Linked DNA regions of Homo sapiens: all the other regions are linked to region 3. A link is a loop called in an ENCODE intact Hi-C map of the cell type or tissue named here. Cell type or tissue: heart left ventricle. All regions are shown on one strand.

Region 1 (2,500 bases), 200 kb after region 3:
TCAGTGTATGGATGCTCAGAGATTCCAATGGCAGTTCAGGGAATCATGAGAATAAACCACAGAGGTGCTGGGATGGCACCTGCACACAGCAGATGCCCAGGTGCTGTCTGTCTGGCCCCCGGCTGTGGGGTTGAGTAGGGACTGATGTGCTCAGCCATGTCCGAGACTGGACTCATGACCCTGCCGTGGGTGGGGAGCGGCTGTGTTTGAGCTCCTTGTCTCTGTGCTTGTGTGACAGTCTCAGCCCTTCGGGGGCTGGGGGCTGCCCTGTGCCACTCAGACCCACCCCTGTCGCAGTGGGCCACAGGCGAGTCTCCACAGGGCTTGGTAAGGGGGTTGCCCAGTTCGTCCATCCATACCCATCGTTGCCCATTGGGTGAAGCACTGCACTCGGCGCATAGGGACACAGAGCAGACTGCAGCCACGCTTCCCTCAGGGTGCAAGGGCTGCAGAGACATCCCTCGGGGCCTCAGGGCGAGATGGACCACAGCGCCTGCCTGATTCCTGGGCCAGGAAGCCACCTCCCACCCCCTCAGAGCACAGCCTCCCCCTGCCGTCTCAGGTCTGGCTGCGTGAAGACCAAGTGCAGCTCCAGCAGGGTCTGGATAGGCCTCTCCTGGGCCTTGGTGTTGGACCCAACACTGGGCAGTGGACAAGCCTCAGTCCCACAGCTGCCCGCCTGGCTGTGCCCCATGCCCCAAAAGCCTGGCTGATTCATGGGAGTGCGGCAGGGGCGGCTTCATCTTGCAGGAGGTGGCCCTGGCAGAAGGGGAAGGCAGATGCTCCCTAGAGGAAGGAGCAGGGGTGGCTGGGCTGGGCCTGGCTTCCTGAGAGGCCAGGCTCAGGTGGATGCTCGGGTGTGGGTGCTGCACAGGTGAAGAGCGTGAAGCCGTGTCTGAAGCAGCTGCAGCAGTGCATCCAGACCATCTCCACACTGCACGATGATGAGATCCTGCCCAGCAACCCCGCTGACCTCTTCCACTGGCTGCCCAAGGAGCACATGTGTGTGCTTGTCTACCTGGTGCGTCCCCACCAGGGCCCGGGCCAGGGCTGGGGGCGGGGGCAGGGAGAGGGAGAGGGCCCTGGTAACCCCTGCTGTCTGGTCTTGTCGCTAGGTGACTGTGATGCACTCCATGCAGGCCGGCTACCTGGAGAAGGCGCAGAAGTACACGGACAAGGCCCTCATGCAGCTGGAGAAGCTCAAGAGTAAGTCAGGTGCTCGGCTGGCCACATGGCCACAGCGACCCCTGGCGGACGGCCTGGCCAGACGCTAGCTGTACCAGGGCCCAGTGACCCTGTGTGACCGCAGCGCCCAGCCACCCTGCCTGGTGGGTCTCGTCACCCCTAGTTGATAAATGCTGGTGTCCAACGTCAGAGCAGAGCAGACAGGCCTGGGGTCGGGGGTACCTCCCTGACTGGTCAGGTCCCTTGTGCCCAGTCATGCTCAGTTGAAACAGGTGGTAGCTGCTTTTCCCAATTATTATCAGTGTTGTGACAGGGACACTCGGGATGAGGCCAGGATCAGAACTCAGCCCTCACTGACCACCAGCATGTCCTTTGGAGGTCGTGAGTTCTTTCCAGATGCTCAAGTGTCTAATCCATCCAGGGACCTTTGACTAGCACAAACCCAGAGCAGACGTCCCTGGCTGGTATAGTGTGCCCATTAGTCGGTCTGTTTGCTCCCTCGTGAGTGCTGCTGGGGGAGAAGGCATCAGAGCCAAGGCAGCCCAAAGCCGGATAGGCCCTGTGCTTCTCTTATTCCCATATGAGGATGGTTGCTTGGGGCTGTTGGGAGGTGGGGCCCAGCCCAGGTCCCCCTACCCGACTGCCTGAGGCTCTGCTGCATGGTGTCATGATCCAGGGTGGTTTCCACATTTCTACATTTCTAGAACCTGCCATGTCCACAAGCTCTTGAGCACGTAGGGTGAGGGTGAGGGTGAGAGCCAACCCTTCTTGGAGCACTGTGGGAACCAACCTCTGGCTCCAGCTCCGTCTCCCCACCTGGACAGCAAGACACACTCCTTCACTCAGAGGGTGCAGTGGGGACTAGGGGAGATGACGGGGTGGGTGCCTAGCCAGTGTGGCAGGAGACAGGAACGAGGTGGGGGCACGGTGGGCTGGGGGTGGCGCCTCCTCTGGCCTCCCCTGCATGCTTACCCCTGACTCTCACCCATAGTGCTGGACTGCAGCCCCATCCTGTCATCCTTCCAAGTGATCCTGCTGGAGCACATCATCATGTGCCGCCTTGTCACGGGTCACAAGGCCACGGCGCTGCAGGAGGTAAGGCTGGAAGCAGGAGGGGCGGGAAGGCCCAGGAGTTTGTTGGGTCTCAGCAGTGTCAGACAAGAGACTGAATTCGCCAAGTGCATACTGGCAGGCCAGCCCATCCTGCTGTCTCGCTGTCGGCCAGCGTTTTACAGCCCTGCATGGGCACCACTGATCAGAGAATCTCATACAAAAACCAGTGGAGGCCGGGCGCAGTGGCTCACGCCTGTCATCC
Region 2 (2,500 bases), 79 kb after region 3:
GCTTTTCACATTGTAAATATTTGCTAACTTGTAACCCTTTATGGCCATTGTTATCAGTTTCCTCATCTGTAAAATGGGGGCATATGGATCTTGCTCCCCACCCTCGACCCACACTGTGCCTGGCGCTAGGTCTATTATTATCAGACAGGGGTGGGGAGTCATTCTGCAAGAGGTAGGTCTGTTCTTGAAGATTCCAGCATAAGTCAACTGTCCCCCCATCCTGGATGTTCCCCCACAGGTGTTGTGTTCCACTACCGATCAGCCCGGGACCGCTATGCACTGACCTTCGCTGAGGCCCAGGAGGCCTGCCGTCTCAGCTCAGCCATCATTGCAGCCCCTCGGCATCTACAGGCTGCCTTTGAGGATGGCTTTGACAACTGTGATGCTGGCTGGCTCTCTGACCGCACTGTTCGGTGAGGGGGATACACAGGGCAGGGAGATGAAGACTAGCTCATGGGGAAGGAGGTTCCTTGGGGGCTCCAGGAGCACACATCTGAGAGGGACCCTCCCCTTGTGTTGTCAGGTATCCTATCACCCAGTCCCGTCCTGGTTGCTATGGCGACCGTAGCAGCCTTCCAGGGGTTCGGAGCTATGGGAGGCGCAACCCACAGGAACTCTACGATGTGTATTGCTTTGCCCGGGAGCTGGGGGGTAAGTCTGGGACTGGCAGGACCCGGCCCCTCCGCCTCTCTTTGAGTATCTATTATTCTCCCCAACTCCCATCCTCCGGGGTCCTTATGCAACTCCCCTGTCTTATACCTCCCTAAACCTGCAACCAAGACATGATTCCACTCATTTTCTGAGCTTTCCATGCCTCCCTGAGTCCCCCTCCCTCCCTTTGCCCCCTTCCTCTCTCTGATCCTCTTTCCCTCTCTAATCCCCTGTCCCCTGCCTGCCTCCCTGTCCCTATCCCCTTCCTCCTCTGTGAGCCCCCTTCACCGAGCCCCTCCCTCTCTCTGAAGCCCGACTTGCCCATGGGCCTGAGTTACTCCATTTGTAAAAAGAGGCTTAGCTCTGCATGAGAGGTAAGGACAAGGATGATCCCGGAGCTGGACGCACAGCTGCGGTTGTCACCGCCTCTTCTAACCACCACCCTAACACGTCCAGGTCGGAACTATTTGGAGTTGGACCCACTTCCTGGGCTCCAGGGGAGGGTTCCCCAGCCCCCCTGACCTCCACCCGCCCCTCCCGCAGGCGAGGTCTTCTACGTGGGCCCGGCCCGCCGCCTGACACTGGCCGGCGCGCGTGCACAGTGCCGCCGCCAGGGTGCCGCGCTGGCCTCGGTGGGACAGCTGCACCTGGCCTGGCATGAGGGCCTGGACCAGTGCGACCCGGGCTGGCTGGCCGACGGCAGCGTGCGCTACCCGATCCAGACGCCGCGCCGGCGCTGCGGGGGCCCAGCCCCGGGCGTGCGCACCGTCTACCGCTTCGCTAACCGGACCGGCTTCCCCTCACCCGCCGAGCGCTTCGACGCCTACTGCTTCCGAGGTGCGTGCGTCCCCTGGTGGCCGCGCCCCCAGGGCTTTCACTTTGGCGAAGGCCACGTCCCTGAAAGCCTCGCCAAGCCAAGGGAGAGACACATGGAAGCTCGCTTTGTGATAAGCCACATCCCTGGGTGAGGGCCACGCCCCCGGGTGAAGGCCACACCCGTTACGACAAGTCTTTCCCTAGGAGCCCCGTCCTGGGTAAAGAACAGGGCTCCAGAGGAGGCCACTCTGGTGGGGAGTCACCTTTGCTGGGTGGGCTGTATCTCCTGAGGTCCGGAGGCCCCATAACCTTGAAAGACAAGCCCCTAGGTGGGGCATACTCTACCTAGAGCCACGCCCATACGCAGAAACACCCCCGTGGAAGAGATAATGCCTCAATTGGCCACCTCTGGGCACCACACCGGATGTGGGAGCAGGGATGACACTCGCCCTTGTTGGGGGGCAGTGGGGACAGCTTTGGAAGCTGCAAGCATCAACCCCAAGGAGCCATGTCCTCTAAGTAAGCTGCCCCAGTCCTGGCATGGGCATACCATGCCCACGGGGCACCACCTGTACCAGGGGAGGATCCGTCACCAAGGTTGAGTTGAACCCCTCAACAGGCAGACCCAAGTTCATGAGAGTTGGACACTACCTGAGCTTTGCCCATGAGCCAAATTGTCTTTTTTTCTTTTTTCTTTTGAGACAGAGTCTCACTCTGTCACCCAGGCTGGAGTGCAGTGGTGTGATCTCGGCTCACTGCAACCTCCACCTCCCTTGTTCAAGCAATTCTCCTGCCTCAGCCTTCGGAGTAGCTGGGACTACAGGAATGTGCCACCATGCCCAGCTAATTTTTGTATTTTTAGTAGAGACGGGGTTTCACCATGTTGGCCAGGCTGGTCTTGAACTCCTGACCTCAAGTGATCCACCCACCTTGGCCTCCCAAAGTGCTGGGATTACGGACGTGAGCCACCGCGCCTGGCCCAAATTCTCTTGAGTCCTCACTGCAGCCAGTTGACTCTGACCCTGACAGTGGC
Region 3 (2,500 bases):
GAATTCGAGACCAGCCTGACCAACATGGGGAAACCCGTCTCTACTAAAAATACAAAAATTAGCATGGTGGCAGGTGCTTGTAGTCCCAGGCACTCAGGAGGCTGAGGCGGGAGAATCCCTTGAACCCGGGAGGCGGAGGTTGCAGTGAGCCGAGATCGCACCACTGCAATCCAGCCTGGGTGACACAGGGAGTCTCTGTCTCAAATAAAATAAAATTAAAATAATAAAATAAAAAATAAGAAGATGAACAGTTCAGGGGCGCTTCCAGCGCCCTGGGAGCCCGACATTCAGGATTCCCAGCTGCTGCTTTTGGGAGCCCTACGACCCAGCCCTAGGGCTTGCCCCTGAGCCCATGACCCACAGCGCCGGGAGCAGCCCTGGCCATTGGCCCTGGAGTGGAAAGAGCCGGGGCCCTCACCCCTGGAGTGGGACCATTCTAGGTGCACGCTCACTCTATGCTGTCCCCAGAACCCCCCGCGGGCTAAGCACCCTCTGCTTGTGCGCGTCCCCTGCAGGGCTCCTCCCGCCTTGCCTCCCCAACCCTCCACCTGGCAGCCCTCCCGGACACCCCACGGGCTCTTGAGTCCTCGTCTCAGGGCTTCTGGAGGGGGCACCCCAAGCCAAGACTAGGCAAGAATGAGGCGAGTCACAGTCAGTCTGGTCCACGGACGCCACGCGCGTTTTATTTGTGGATATACACACAAATAGGAAGAAGGAAAGGAGCCCCCCAGGGTGGATTGAGTCCAGCCGCCCACCTCCAAGCCCCCACCGCGGAGGGGGGCGTCACTGTTGGGTCTTCTCTGAAGAGGCCTGGAGGGAGGTGGGGTCCCCACGTGCCCTCGCCGTACCTGGCGAGCGCTCTGGGCTGGTGCCACCGGGTGATCTCCTACCGGGGCCAGCCGTCGGCCAAGGGCAGCCGGCGCAGGGCGGGCCCAGGCCGCAGAGGCTCTGCCAGGGACCGGGCGAGGAGCAAGGGATAGGGGAAGGTCTTAGGAAAGTCGCCGGGGCCCCCGGGGGCCGGAGAGAGGCGCTCAGACTTGATGCTGACTGGGGGGGTCGGCGGGGAGGCGCCGCGGGTTGGGGGACCCTCCTCGCCCAGGCTTCGGCCCCCACTGCAGGGGGAAAGAGAGAGGGAGGCCGTGAGCTCAGCGAGGAAGGGAAGGAAGCCAGGGGATGGCACAGCGTGGGCAAAGGCTTGGCAGGAGGACCCTGGGAAAGGAGGGGGTGGCGGTCCCTCTTGGGGCCTCAAAATAGCTGCCCATCCGTACCGGAAGTGTGCGCAGTACCAGGGATGGCCACCAGGGGTCAGCAGCGGCCGGGGCTTTGGAGGACTGGGACTTGCCGTCGTCTCAGGGCACTTACCTGGGCTGGGAGGACACGGCGGGGGGCCCATCACCCCTCGAGGGCTGCCAGGGGGCCAGGGTGGGGGGCTGCAACAAGCCAGGGGGCGGTGGAGGGTCTCCCAGGCCATATTCTGGTGGGCAGGAATTGGGGGCTGAGGCCTGGACATCTCCTTAAGCCTTCTGCAAACCTAACCACCCCCAGTGACAGTTTTGAGTTCTGGTGGGTGGGAGGGTGTGGAACCCCCAGAGGGCAGGAGTGCGGACGCTTCCCAGGTGGGGCAGGGCAGGTTAGGGGATGTACCTGGGGGGCCTCCGGGGAGGAAGGGGAAGCTCCCCAGTGGGGGTCCGGGAGTTGCAGTGGAGCAGGGGTTCTGCAGGCCACTGTAGAGGCTTCTCTGTGCGGAGAGAGGGTGAAGGGGAAACTGAGGCCCACACCCAGGTCGCCCTGCCTGCCCTCATCAGCCCTGCCACACCCTCCCCTCACTCACGGAGGTGTTTAGTCCCCCTCGGGGCCCAGCCAGGCCACCAGGCAGGTCTGACCTCCGCCCTTCCGTCGGCAGGTACAGTGGGGGTGGTGTCTTGCTGGTGAGGTGGCTTGGTGAGAAGAGAGGGTGCACCAGGCCTGGGGAAGAGGAGACCCCAGAGAGAGAGGACAGGCAGGCCATGTCAACTAATGAAGTCTGAGGTTTAGAGGTGATGCACGCAGCCTGGCAATGCCAGAGCCAAGATGCACCCAAACAGCCCCTCAGGACCTCACCCCTGCCCCACTGTCCCATGCTCACCTGGGGGCCCGGCTTTGGGGGCTGCTGGTCGGAAGGGAGATGGGCGGCTCTGGGCGGGCAGTGCTTCCCCAAGCCCACTGGGGTCACAGCCTGGTGGCGGTAAGGCCCCGTATACCACATCTGGGCTGGGCATAGCAGGAGCTGCAGGCTGTGGGTAGAGAAGGGATGGGTCAGAGGACCCCAGGCCAGATGGGGGTGCCAAGTCCAAGGGAGAAAATCCTGATGAGTTCAGGGGCCCAGCTCTACCTTCAGGAAGCCTTTGCTCCACCTCCCACCAGGCTCCCTACCTGCTCCTCCCCCTGCCCTAACCCTACAGGCTGGGGGAGCTTCTGTCTGGCTCTGCCTGTCCTTGACAGGTAGGTCCAGAGCCAAGAC
Region 4 (2,500 bases), 210 kb after region 3:
GCCTCAGCATCTGGGTCACGTCGGCCAGGAGTAGGGTGCAGGCCTCCAGCAGGTCCTAATCCTGTGTGCCAGGGCAGGCAGTGCCCCAGGGGCACCACGCCTGACTCTCCATCACCCAGGCCTTGATGCCGAGCGGGAGTAGAGTGTTTCCTCTGCTCAAGGCAATTTCCAGAGCCCGGATGCCAGTTTCTGGCCTGAATTTGGAGGGAAGAAGTAATGGCGCTAGTGTGGGACGAAGCACAGATCCCAGCACTTTTCCCAGCTTTCTCTCCAGCATCAGTCCCTGCAGCAGCTGGGGCCTCTGGTCAGGAACCCTCAGGGACCCAGGAACTCAGCTTCCAAACATCTGCACCTTGACCGGACTCGCCATCCCGCCGTGGGGGTGCAGGTGATTGTAAACACGGGTGTGCATGTGGATGCACACGGGTGTGCGGTGAAGATCTGTGGAGATGGAGCTGGGAGCTGAGGCTCCTGTTGCACCAGCCACCTTCCCCCATCTTGTGGCTGCTGAGGGGCAGGAAGCGGGGGAGTGGGCTCGTCTCCTAAATTTAAGATCACCTCCTCAGCTAGCTTAGAGTGCGTGGCACGGGCCCCCCGCCCCCGAGATCTGGAGCCCAGGGACTTTCTTCCTGGCAGATCTGTGGCCTTCCCTGCTCAGCCTCTTGGTCCCCCCACTCCCTCCACCGCCTCACCTTCCCTGCTGGGTCTCTGGGGCACAGTGTGAAACCCGCACCCTAGCCAGGCCCCAGGGAGCCTCCGCTGGGCCCAGACAGCAGCGTTTGGTTTTATCCACTTTTCTTGGATAATCAGGAGGTGCCCCAGTGGTCACAGTGTGGCATTCCGAGTTGGGGCGGGTGGTCGGGTCAAGATAGCAGCAGCAGGTGTCAGGGCTCAAGACACCACCCCCTCCAGCTTCTGGGGCCCAGGAGCCTCTCCCTGCTACAGGGGGTGGGGGTCCTGCTCAGCAGGGTAGGTGGTGGTTTTAGGTCTTGTCACCCTCACTCAGTGGAACTGCCTCTGGGAGCTTTGGCGTCTGTGACTAAAGGGACGCTGGATTGCTCAGGTCAGCTGCTTGGGGCTCCCAGGCTGGGTGTGCCTTAGCCACAGGCAGGGCTGTCAATAACCCCCTTCCTCACTGGCCACCACCTGACATCAGCACCAGTGACAGGCTGGTCAGAGGGCGGGGCTGGTGAGGGTTTGTCCTAAGAGGACCACCGCCATCTCTGGGTCTCCAGGGGGAGAGCCTGGCCCTGTCCTTTGCTACCCAGGGCTGCCCCCAGGCCCATGAAGCCAATAGGAGAGCGTGTGGCACTGGCCCACAAACTGTCCCTGTCCTGTCTTCCTCCCGAGCCATGGCCTCTGCTAGCTCCACCTTGAAGGAGCCCCCCACATCCTCCCCTACATCCCAGAGATGCCACCACTTGTGTCTCCACAATGTGCTCCTGCCCACCCGGGTTCCGCACTGTCCGACCCCTGCACACCACTCATGTCACCACGGCGTGCATCATGTTCATCCCCATCTATTTATTTAAGCCTTTCTTTGCTTGTAGGGCATTTTGTATGTAGAGCAGTTGAAAACAGAACCTCAGAACTTAACATCTGTCCTGATGTTAAAGTGCTTTTCATGACCACCCTGTTATCTATGTATATGTAAAGTTAAGGATGAGATCTTAAGTTTACAATTAAAAACTCAGTACTCAATATTTAATATTCTACTCGAGCTTTATGGAAGCCAAATCATGTGCATGTGTGTGTGTGCGTGTGTGCAAGCTTTGAACCTCCTTCCACAGCCGCATCTTCTCATGACACAAAGCTTTTGATAAGTACTTTCCTGTGGGTCGCTCAGCGCCTCATAGCATCTCATTCAATTGCAAGAATAGAGGCCAGACACGGTGGCGCATGCCTGTAGTCCCAGCTAACTGGGAGGCTGAGGCAGGAGGATCACTTGAGCCCAGGAGATTGAGGCTGCAGTGAGCATGATCGCGACACTGCACTCCAGCCTGGGTGACGGTGAGACTTTGTCTCAAAAAAAAAAAAAAAAACAATGGAAGGCAGACAGCAAGTCCCTGAGGACACATCACACAGTGTCCTGTAGCTAAGTGTCTAGGAAAAAACAAAAACTCCAAACCCTTCAGTGGATGAGGACAAGGTCGCAGAAAGGCATTCTGTTGACAGATGAACAGCCGAAAGCTGGCCAGACCCTCCTGTATGCCTCTGCCCTTGTCCTGTGGGTTGAGGGGGTCTGACCAGGAGGCCACCTACAGCAGGAAGTGAGGCTGCCATGTTTCCTTGAGACACAGCTGCCTCTCCCCAGCTCTGTCCCTGTAGTCACCTGCCGGTGGGCGAGGATCCTCTCCCTGGGATAAGCACTCCCAGCCCCGTTTATCAGAAACACAGGCAAGGAAATTGGAACTGCCACCCAGCCCAGCATGGTGGCTCAATTGGTTGGTTGCGTTGTCAGTTGTCTCTTCGTTTTGTTAAGGTTTTTAATAAGTACGTT

Evidence for each region. A loop is a pair of places that touch in the nucleus more often than their neighbours do. Peaks named below come from ENCODE experiments on the same cell type or tissue, not always from the same donor. Only the 100,000 strongest peaks of a DNase experiment are listed, where the experiment ranks them.
Region 1: a loop joins it to region 3, with 4 times the contacts of the local background. A loop is called at or near these places in 28 of 110 quality-filtered maps.
Region 2: it touches region 3 in a loop (7-fold over the local background); 22 of 110 quality-filtered maps call a loop at or near these places.
Region 4: a loop joins it to region 3, with 6 times the contacts of the local background. A loop is called at or near these places in 29 of 110 quality-filtered maps.

The regions. Positions count from the first base shown.
Region 1 is chr19:19,341,661-19,344,160 of GRCh38, forward strand. It overlaps MAU2 (MAU2 sister chromatid cohesion factor), which reads left to right. Exons shown (of 19, transcript NM_015329.4): 8 at 875-1,021; 9 at 1,116-1,206; 10 at 2,177-2,280. Among named protein-coding and RNA genes, the nearest start is that of MAU2, 22 kb to the left of the region's middle. RefSeq lists an enhancer at 377-885 and silencers at 995-1,084, 1,125-1,264. In heart left ventricle, CTCF peaks have their summits at 1,274 (motif pointing left) and 1,475; DNase peaks (open chromatin) are centred at 1,241 and 2,223.
Region 2 is chr19:19,223,783-19,226,282 of GRCh38, forward strand. NCAN (neurocan) reads left to right here. Exons shown (of 15, transcript NM_004386.3): 4 at 239-413; 5 at 524-651; 6 at 1,195-1,488. Among named protein-coding and RNA genes, the nearest start is that of NCAN, 13 kb to the left of the region's middle. RefSeq lists a silencer at 1,180-1,329 and an enhancer at 1,620-1,879. In heart left ventricle, a CTCF peak has its summit at 1,505 (motif pointing left); a DNase peak (open chromatin) is centred at 1,489; H3K4me3 peaks cover 707 bases; H3K27me3 peaks cover 2,500 bases.
Region 3 is chr19:19,144,911-19,147,410 of GRCh38, forward strand. It overlaps BORCS8-MEF2B (BORCS8-MEF2B readthrough), which reads right to left. Exons shown (of 12, transcript NR_027308.2): 9 at 2,126-2,273; 10 at 1,832-1,965; 11 at 1,645-1,738; 12 at 657-1,112. MEF2B (myocyte enhancer factor 2B) reads right to left here. Exons shown (of 9, transcript NM_001145785.2): 5 at 2,126-2,273; 6 at 1,832-1,965; 7 at 1,645-1,738; 8 at 1,363-1,474; 9 at 657-1,112. The coding sequence ends at 887. Among named protein-coding and RNA genes, the nearest start is that of TMEM161A, 7.7 kb to the left of the region's middle. In heart left ventricle, a CTCF peak has its summit at 1,287 (motif pointing right); DNase peaks (open chromatin) are centred at 564 and 1,321; H3K4me3 peaks cover 365 bases; H3K27ac peaks cover 293 bases.
Region 4 is chr19:19,356,055-19,358,554 of GRCh38, forward strand. It overlaps MAU2 (MAU2 sister chromatid cohesion factor), which reads left to right. Exons shown (of 19, transcript NM_015329.4): 19 at 1-2,500. Among named protein-coding and RNA genes, the nearest start is that of MAU2, 36 kb to the left of the region's middle. In heart left ventricle, no CTCF peak of the experiment used is centred here; no DNase peak of the experiment used is centred here.